Linked DNA regions of Homo sapiens: region 1 is linked to region 2. The links are chromatin contacts, found by Hi-C or POLR2A ChIA-PET in ENCODE. All regions are on one chromosome and are shown on one strand. Each heading gives the region's core, a stretch centred on a gene start or an enhancer-like site at or near the end of the contact. The rest is flanking DNA. Distances are from core to core; before and after follow the strand shown. Region 1 has its middle 44 kb from the start of PRDM11. Region 2 holds the start of LINC02685 (long intergenic non-protein coding RNA 2685).

The links. A loop is a pair of places that touch in the nucleus more often than their neighbours do. ChIA-PET counts read pairs that join two places held with the same protein, here RNA polymerase II (POLR2A). Pooled maps may share reads with other maps.
Region 1: a loop to region 2 is called in a pooled map, with 4 times the contacts of the local background. The contact joins the enhancer-like site here to the promoter of LINC02685 in region 2. A Hi-C loop is called at or near these places in 1 of 168 maps with a recorded cell type or tissue (PC-3) and 6 of 50 pooled maps. POLR2A ChIA-PET finds 5 or more read pairs at or near these places in 2 of 52 experiments (MCF 10A and Panc1).

Annotation. Positions count from the first base shown.
Region 1 is chr11:45,100,877-45,104,781 of GRCh38, forward strand. It overlaps a transcript of PRDM11 not described here. Among named protein-coding and RNA genes, the nearest start is that of PRDM11, 44 kb to the right of the region's middle. RefSeq lists enhancers at 307-847, 848-1,386 and a silencer at 2,182-2,476. Within about 2 kb of position 2,400, at least 7 of the 41 ENCODE cell types and tissues checked have a DNase peak (open chromatin) inside an H3K27ac peak, as active enhancers do.
Region 2 is chr11:44,971,630-44,975,606 of GRCh38, forward strand. LINC02685 (long intergenic non-protein coding RNA 2685) reads left to right here and starts at 2,273. Exons shown (of 4, transcript NR_026681.1): 1 at 2,273-2,778; 2 at 3,167-3,264. LOC105376649 (a long non-coding RNA gene) reads right to left here and starts at 2,771. Exons shown (of 2, transcript XR_931236.3): 1 at 1,943-2,771; 2 at 1,140-1,723. RefSeq lists an enhancer at 2,847-3,492.

The DNA.
Region 1 (3,905 bases), core at 1,150-3,649, 130 kb after region 2:
AGAGAAGAAACTTACAAAGTTTAAGTATTTGCCCAGGGTCATGCAGACAATAAGTAGCAGAGATGGAATCTGCACCCAGGGATATCTAATCCAAATGCTGTATTCTTAACCAGCTCCAGAGTCTTCCAACAGAGGGACAAGTATTGTGGCTTTGTGTGTGTGTGTTGGAAGTGGGGGGGTGGGGATTAATAGGACTTTAGCCAGGGAAAGCAGCTTCTCCCTTTCCCCACACTTCTTGCACCCTAGTCACCTTACTGGGCTGAGAGGTGTGTCTGTTCCATGAGAGGAGAGAGCTAAGGAGAACTTCCAGTTAGGGAGGGGGTGCTGTCAGGCTGCAGAGCAGAGACTTGCCCAGTCCTCAGACCTGGGAGGTCTCCTTCAAGTGTCAAAAGAAGGTATTTGGCCGGTCATGGGCTCACGCCTGTAATCCCAACACTTTGGGAGGCCGAGGTGGGCAGATCACGAGGTCAGGAGATCGAGACCATCCTGGCCAACATGGTGAAACCCTGTCTCTACTTAAAATACAAAAATTAGCTGGGCATGGTGGTCTGCACCTGTAGTCCCAGCCACTCAGGAGGCTGAGGCAGGATAATTGCTTGAACCCAGGAGGCTGAGGTTGCAGTGAGGTGAGATTGCACTACTGCACTGCAGCCTGGGTGACAGAGCAACACTCTGTCTCAAAAAAAAAAAAAAGAAGAAGAAGAAGAAGAAGAAGAAGAAGAAGGCGTTCAGGGCTCAGAGCTAGAGGCTGAGCAGAGGAAGAAGAAGGCGTTCAGGGCTCAGAGCTGGAGGCTGAGCGGAGGAAGAAGAAGGCGTTCAGGGCTCAGAGCTGGAGGCTGAGCGGAGGAAGAAGAAGGCGTTCAGGGCTCAGAGCTGGAGGCTGAGCGGAGGAAGAAGAAGGCGTTCAGGGCTCAGAGCTGGAGGCTGAGCGGAGGAAGAAGAAGGCGTTCAGGGCTCAGAGCTGGAGGCTGAGCGGAGGAAGAAGAAGGCGTTCAGGGCTCAGAGCTGGAGGCTGAGCGGAGGAAGAAGAAGGCGTTCAGGGCTCAGAGCTGGAGGCTGAGCGGAGGAAGAAGAAGGCGTTCAGGGCTCAGAGCTGGAGGCTGAGCGGAGGAAGAAGAAGGCGTTCAGGGCTCAGAGCTGGAGGCTGAGCGGAGGAAGAAGAAGGCGTTCAGGGCTCAGAGCTGGAGGCTGAGCGGAGGAAGAAGAAGGCGTTCAGGGCTCAGAGCTGGAGGCTGAGCGGAGGAAGAAGAAGGCGTTCAGGGCTCAGAGCTGGAGGCTGAGCGGAGGAAGAAGAAGGCGTTCAGGGCTCAGAGCTGGAGGCTGAGCGGAGGAAGAAGAAGGCGTTCAGGGCTCAGAGCTGGAGGCTGAGCGGAGGAAGAAGAAGGCGTTCAGGGCTCAGAGCTGGAGGCTGAGCAGAGTCACAGGCTCTTTGCCGAAAGCCTGTGTGACCTGGGCCGATGTGTGTTTAATGATCCCCAAAGGCTCTTCCTGTCTTAGTTTCTGGAAAGCTGGCTTTCCCGGGGAGATGCTAGCTGGACACAGATGAGGAAAGACTAAAGTTCAGCCTTGCAGCACTCCCTGGGGCCGGCATGAGGGGAAGCACCCCAGCTGGGGCCCCAACACTGCCCTCTGCAATCCAGCCACTCCCAGGAAGGGAGTAGAAGAGCAATAACGTCTTCTGTGGGAGCCTCCTTCACACCGTGCCACAGCCTCCTTCCCCCATACCACCCCAGTCCATTAGGTCCAGCCCCCCTTGCACCGTGCCACAGCCTCCTTCCCCCCTGCCATCCCAGTCCATTAGGTCCAGATGACCTGTGACACACACCCTGGGCCCCCAGCCCTGTGCTGGCCGCCCTGGTGGATGCTGGAAACGCCAGGCGAGCCTCTGGCCACAGAAGGTGGTGCCTGGCCCATTGCACAGGGGCAGCCAAGGTAATCAGTTCAATGCCAGAGCAGTCAGGGAAGGCTTCCTGGGAATGGCAGCAATTGGGCTGGGCTTGCCAAGCTGATTAGTGTGAACTGGTCGACCGAGGAAGGGAGAGCAGGCCTGATGTACAGAAGAGCAGATGCAGAGAGACAGGCAGGACTGTTTACCCTGGAGGGGGAAGGCCCACTCACTGTGTGGGCAGGAAGCTGACTCAGAGTGTGATGAGAGTAACAGAGAACCCAAGTCTCTCTACTCCCAGCCCAGTGCTCATATAATCGTGAGCCCTAGCCTTGCATTTTCATTCTCTTGTCTGGTCATCACTGGACAGTTGCCTCTGCCATGTCTACTGGACAGGACTCAGGATGGTCACCAGCAGCTTTCCCCTGCATCCCTCCCCAAAGCCCAGAAACCCTGACCACCCCGCCGGGCCTGCCTCCTCCCCGGCCTTGGAGCCCAACCTGGACTCTGCAGTTGGTCCTTTGGCGCCATCTGATGGTAGACATATGAAACTACAGCAAATGGGGGGACTGGTGAAGGAGGAAAAGTTGGAGGAGGAAGAGGAGGAAGATGAGAGGGAGATGAGGAAAGAGGAAGAGGAAATAACTTGTATAGCCTATATGGATCACCATGTGCTTTGGTAGAGACAGAAAAATCTAGGCCCTACCGTTTTGCAGCTTTGTGACTTTGAGCAGTTCACAGTTCCTCCCTGAGCCTCAGTTTCCCCATCTGTAAAACCAGGAAAAATAACCCAAACTTAAGTGTTAACCTTTGGCAGGGTATTGACCAAGAGGGAGCTTGAGGGGGCCTTTGAGGGTGTCAGAAATACTTCTGTCTTGATGGTCACACGGTTTTAAAAAGTCATTGAGTTGTACACAAAGTTTGTGTACTTTACTGTATATATAATATATACATTATATGTAATACTATATATAGTATATATAATATAAACATATAATATATAACATATATATTATATATAAATTATATATATAAAAATTATACCTCAACAAGAAAGGAAGCAATAACACTAATCTACCTTTAACGGTGAAAACCAAGAGAAATCATGTAAGAAAGGGGCTTAGCTCAGGGCCTGGCACCAAGTCAGGATGCATTGAGGGCGATGGTTATCCCTGCTGTCACTCAGCACTTTCAAATATAGCTGTGCTTTATTTTGCAATGACCCTGTAAGTTGACTTACTTTTTATAGCTGAGGGATTGAGGCTTGGTGAAAACTTGCTCTAGATGATCTAATTCCGTGCCCTAGACTTTTTCGCCTGGGCATAGCCCTCAAGCTAGGATAGGCTGAGCAGGGCCCAGGGCAACAGAGCTGTGTGGACAGGCTAGCCCTCAAGGGCCACTGCACCTGGCAAAGCACAAGACCAAAATGTTGTCCACTTGTTCCCAGGAGACCTGGCTCTTCCAGGTGATGAGGCACCAGAGGAACTTCTCTCAAGAAAGCAGGCATCAGCTGGCCAGAAGGAGTAAGGGCAGAAGAAGGCAGCAGGGCAGCACAGGGCACAGGGCTGGACAGGCAGATCTGGGTCTGAATTCAGGATCCTCTGGATGAAAGGGGGCAAGCTGCTTCTCATCCATGGGGGTCGGGTTTCTCATCTGCAAAATGGGGACGAGGACACGTGCCCTTCCTGCTGCTCAAGGTTGCTGTGATAGCTGAGTGAGACCATGGAGTGAAGACTCTGGTCCTCCTACTGACCTTACAGGATGGGCAAGAGCCTCTCCATTTTGCAGATGAGGAAACTGAGGCACAGACACTTCAGACCCCACCCAGCTATGACCCATCTCCCACCTGGGACCTCAGCCCCAAGGTGACTCATGGCAGAAACACAGCCCAGGGAAGAGGAACAAAGGTTTTGGGGGGAGGTGGCCTAAAACCTGCCCAGAAACCTCAGTGCTGCAGATGACACAGAACCACCAATACGGCTAAAGGGACTGGGTGGGGCACTTTAGAAAAGCAATAGGA
Region 2 (3,977 bases), core at 1,023-3,522:
AGATGCTTTTATCTTCACTACCTCATGTGAGTGCTTCGAAAACAGACAAGAGCTGTTTTACAGCTGTTGTCTTGTATTGAACAGTGCCTGGTGTACAGTAAATACCTGTTCAGTCACCGATACTGCATTTTGGATCCATGAACTTCCTTAAGCATCCCAACAAGTCATGAAATCAACACGGTGGCATTCTGCCTGGGCCCTGAATGGGAGGAGTCCCCAGGTCTAGCTGAACCCAAGCCCAGGTCTACTCTCCAGTTGCCCAAGTTGTATTTCTGCTCAAGACTGAATTAATCCCAATCTCACTGGATGTGAATTAAGCGCGGGACTTCGTATTCTGCTTGGACAATACCCATTACTGACTGGGGTTTCTCAGTGGGGGACTGAGCCAAGCAGGAGATGGGGTGGGGATGGGGGGACATGGTAGCTTTCCCTAGAGGAAGCCCAGCCTTGGCCTGGCCCAACTGGCCAAGGAGTGCTTTGCTGAGTTATGGGGGTTCAGTGCTCAAAGTTCCAGGGGAGTCTGGGCCCCCAAGATTCTCAGAATCATCTGCCCAATTATCCCCACCTGAGGTCTCAGCATCCCACTCTCTGCCCAGCAGGGTTCTTGGCTTTGGCTGAGATCTGGCCAAGCTATGCCCTCCTTCTCCTTCACAACCCTGTGACCCTCCTGCCCCCAATTCCATGCCGAGCCTGATATTCAGTACAGGATACCCTTTGGCTGCAGAAGGAGAGAGTGTCTTACAACAGCACTATGGGGATTTTGTTCTTCACTGCATGGCCTGAGTTAACAGTGGATCAACCTGAGCCTGCTGTTTTCTTCCTTTAAGGCTTCCAGAGCAGTTAGCCGCCAGCCAGCCTCACCATCCCTGTAAGGCCCATCGCCCCTGGATTGTTTAGATGCTAGTGCTTTCATCTGATCCCCCACCCCACCAACACCTGTACCTCTTCCCAGCCCAGCACAGGGACAGTCTTAATCACCGTAATACCAGGGTGGCCACCATCACACGTCCCACGACAACAGGGCCCTCATTGCACATCACCAAGTGACCCAGCTCCAGAATGCCCTCCTGTAGTGGCGTTCTCAGGGCTGCGACTCTCTTAGCTTAAGATCCCCCCAAAGTAGAACCCGATGCCAAGGCTTGTGTACAGGGAGTTTATTTTGGAAGTCATTCTAGGGACCAGAAATGAGGGACGAACAGGAGTGGGAAACAAGAGAGAGCAGAAGAGCCAAGATAACGGTGCATTATTAGGTCACTGCCGTGGGTGGCTGGGGCTCAGCCCTGCCAGGACCTTCCAAGCAGTGCACAGAGGGACCTTATGGGTCAGATGACGGCCTGGCAGAAGCATTCACCTGGTGGCGCCTGTGCACCCCAGATTGAGGCTGGCTCAGTGGAAGCAACTTCCCTCCACAAGTCCTCCGGCTGAGCCCGCTTCTGCCAACCTTGTGTTGGGGCGCTGCGGAAGCCCCTGGGCAGAAAATGAAAACTGCCTCATGCTGACAGGAGGCGAGGTGCTGGTGGTGCAAAGGGAGCTGAAGCCCGCCCGGAACTGCTTGCCACAGCATGGCTGGAAATAGAGTTGTAGCCGTGCACGCGGCAGGCGGCGTTCAGAAGGAATCTGGTGCATTCTCTCGTAGTTATGAAAACAGGCTCTGGAGCCAGGCTGTCTTGATTCCAATCCTTCTGCTGTGCTTCCTTTCCTTCCACTTACAGAAGGGGGAATACTAAGAAGAAAGTACTTTATAGGGTTGTTATGAAGTAAATGAGAAAATTCATGCAAGATGCTTGTAATAGTGCCTGGCACATAATAAATACTCAATTAAGAGGGGCTTCTAATATCCCCATTTTACAGTTGAGGAAACTAAGATACATATTTTTTGAGGGATGAGGAGAAAGGGGACAAAGAAAGGGAGGGAAGGATTTTGAGTAGATCCCGCTCAAACCTCCAGAGAAGCGGAGGCCCTGGCTCTCTCAGCGTTTCTATGTCCTCTTCCCCTATCACAGGAGAGGCCTAAGGATGGGCAGCAAAGGCTTTCTTCCCCAAACAGGCATTCAAGCTTCCTCTGCTCCAGCTACAGGGTCCGTGGGTTCCTTGTGATGTCACAGCTGGTTGCTATGGAGACCAGGTTGCTGTGAATGTCAGTCCGAGGCCCATTAGGAGCACAGTGAACAGCAGCCCAGGCGAGCCCAGGGAGGCAAGAAAATGAGGCTCCCCGTGAGGTCTAATAAACACCTCTCGCCACACCCCAAACACATAGACACGCAATAGAGCCCATAGGTCCTGAGTGAGTCCCCCTGGCCCACCCCATTCAGCTGAGATCTGACAACATATGTTTGGGGACAAACAGCCCCAGCAGCCAGGAGCAGGCCACATCATACATAGTCAGCATCAGCCATGGTCCCCTCCCACTCTCCTGGGGGAAAAAGGTGCTTTACAGGCAGCGTGGCATCCGAGCATCCCCATGGCGATGCTGAGGTCAGACCTCACTGTGGTGATCTCACGCTGGGGCCACCGGACTCAGGCCAGGCTGGGAGTAGGCTGTCTAGCCATTGCTGGCTGTCATTGTCACCAAGGGAAGGGGAGAAGCTGTGAAGAGTTGCTCTGGAAAAAACAAATCTGCTCATAGGACAATGGGTCTGGGTGAACCTATCCCGGCCCTCTTGGCTGCTGGGCCAGGGCCTGGTTTTTCACAGGGCACCATTGAGACCACAGGAAGTGGCTTCCTGCCTCTGAAGACAGCACACAACTGCCCTAGAAAGCGCTCTTGTCACCCCTGCTGTGAGTCCCCCAGTGGGTTGCTTTGAGAGCCTTTCCTTTTACTGTGTATGGGGAAAATCTTCTGGGGGGATTGGCAGAGGTGGGGGGAAGCACCCTATGCCCTTCTCTGGATCGCAGGGTATCCTCCCTCCATGCTCTGGCGAGGCACTGACCACCCCCTTCCCCAGGGCTGAGCCAGACTCCAGGCAGCCTCCAGCCACCCGTGCCTCCGGTTCACCCCTGCCTGCCTGCCCGCCTGCTGCTGTCCTCAGCCAAGCCCTTCTGCATTCCCCGGCTCGAGGCCCCACTGTACTACCTGCCTAGTTGGGACACTTTTGCAGGAGGGACTGTCGCCTTTCTTTTGCTGGACTTTTATTTTTTTGAGACAGAGTCTTGCTCTGTTGCCCAGGCTGGAGTGCAATTGCACAATCTCGGCTCATTGCAAGCTCCGCCTCCCAGGTTCAAGTGATTCTCCTGCCTCAGCCTCCCTAGTTGCTAAGACTACAGGTGCGTGTCCACTATATCTGGCTAATTTTTTCATTTGTTTTTTGTTTTTTGAGACAGAGTTTCACTCTTGTCACCCAGGCTGGAGTGCAGTGGTGCAATCTCGGCTCCCTGCAATCTCCGTCTCCCAGGTTCGAGCTATTCTCCTGCCTCAGCCTCCCGAGTAGCTAGGATTACAGGCGCCCACCACCACACCATGCTAATTTTGTATTTTTAGTAGAGATGGGGTTTCACCATGTTGGCCAGGCTGGTGTCAAACTCCTGACCTCAAGTGATCTGCCCGCCTCGGCCTCCAAAAGTGCTGGGATTACAGGCGTGAGCCACCGCGTCCCGCCTGGACTTTCTTAAGAAACAGTTACTCCCAACCTACAGCTTGACCTCATAGCTGGGCCCTTCATCCTGCTGATGGGCAGTGTAGGGAGACAGGAAACACAGAGGCGTCTGGGAGGCAAACCTCATTGCCACCCCTTTCTAGAGACGTGGCCTTGGGCAAGTCACGTCCCCTCTCTGAGACTCTTGTTTTCTCAGGGTCATTGTGAGGATTAGATGGCCCCGTAAGTGTTCACCCCTTTCTTCCCAATCCTGCATCTGGACCCCAGATGCCACCTCCCACGTCAGAGGCCCTGCATCCATGCTCTGCATCTCTGGCTGCCCTCACCACACATGTGTTGCTCTGCCCAGGCCCCTCAAGGCTGGTGGTGTTCTTACACCTTGCT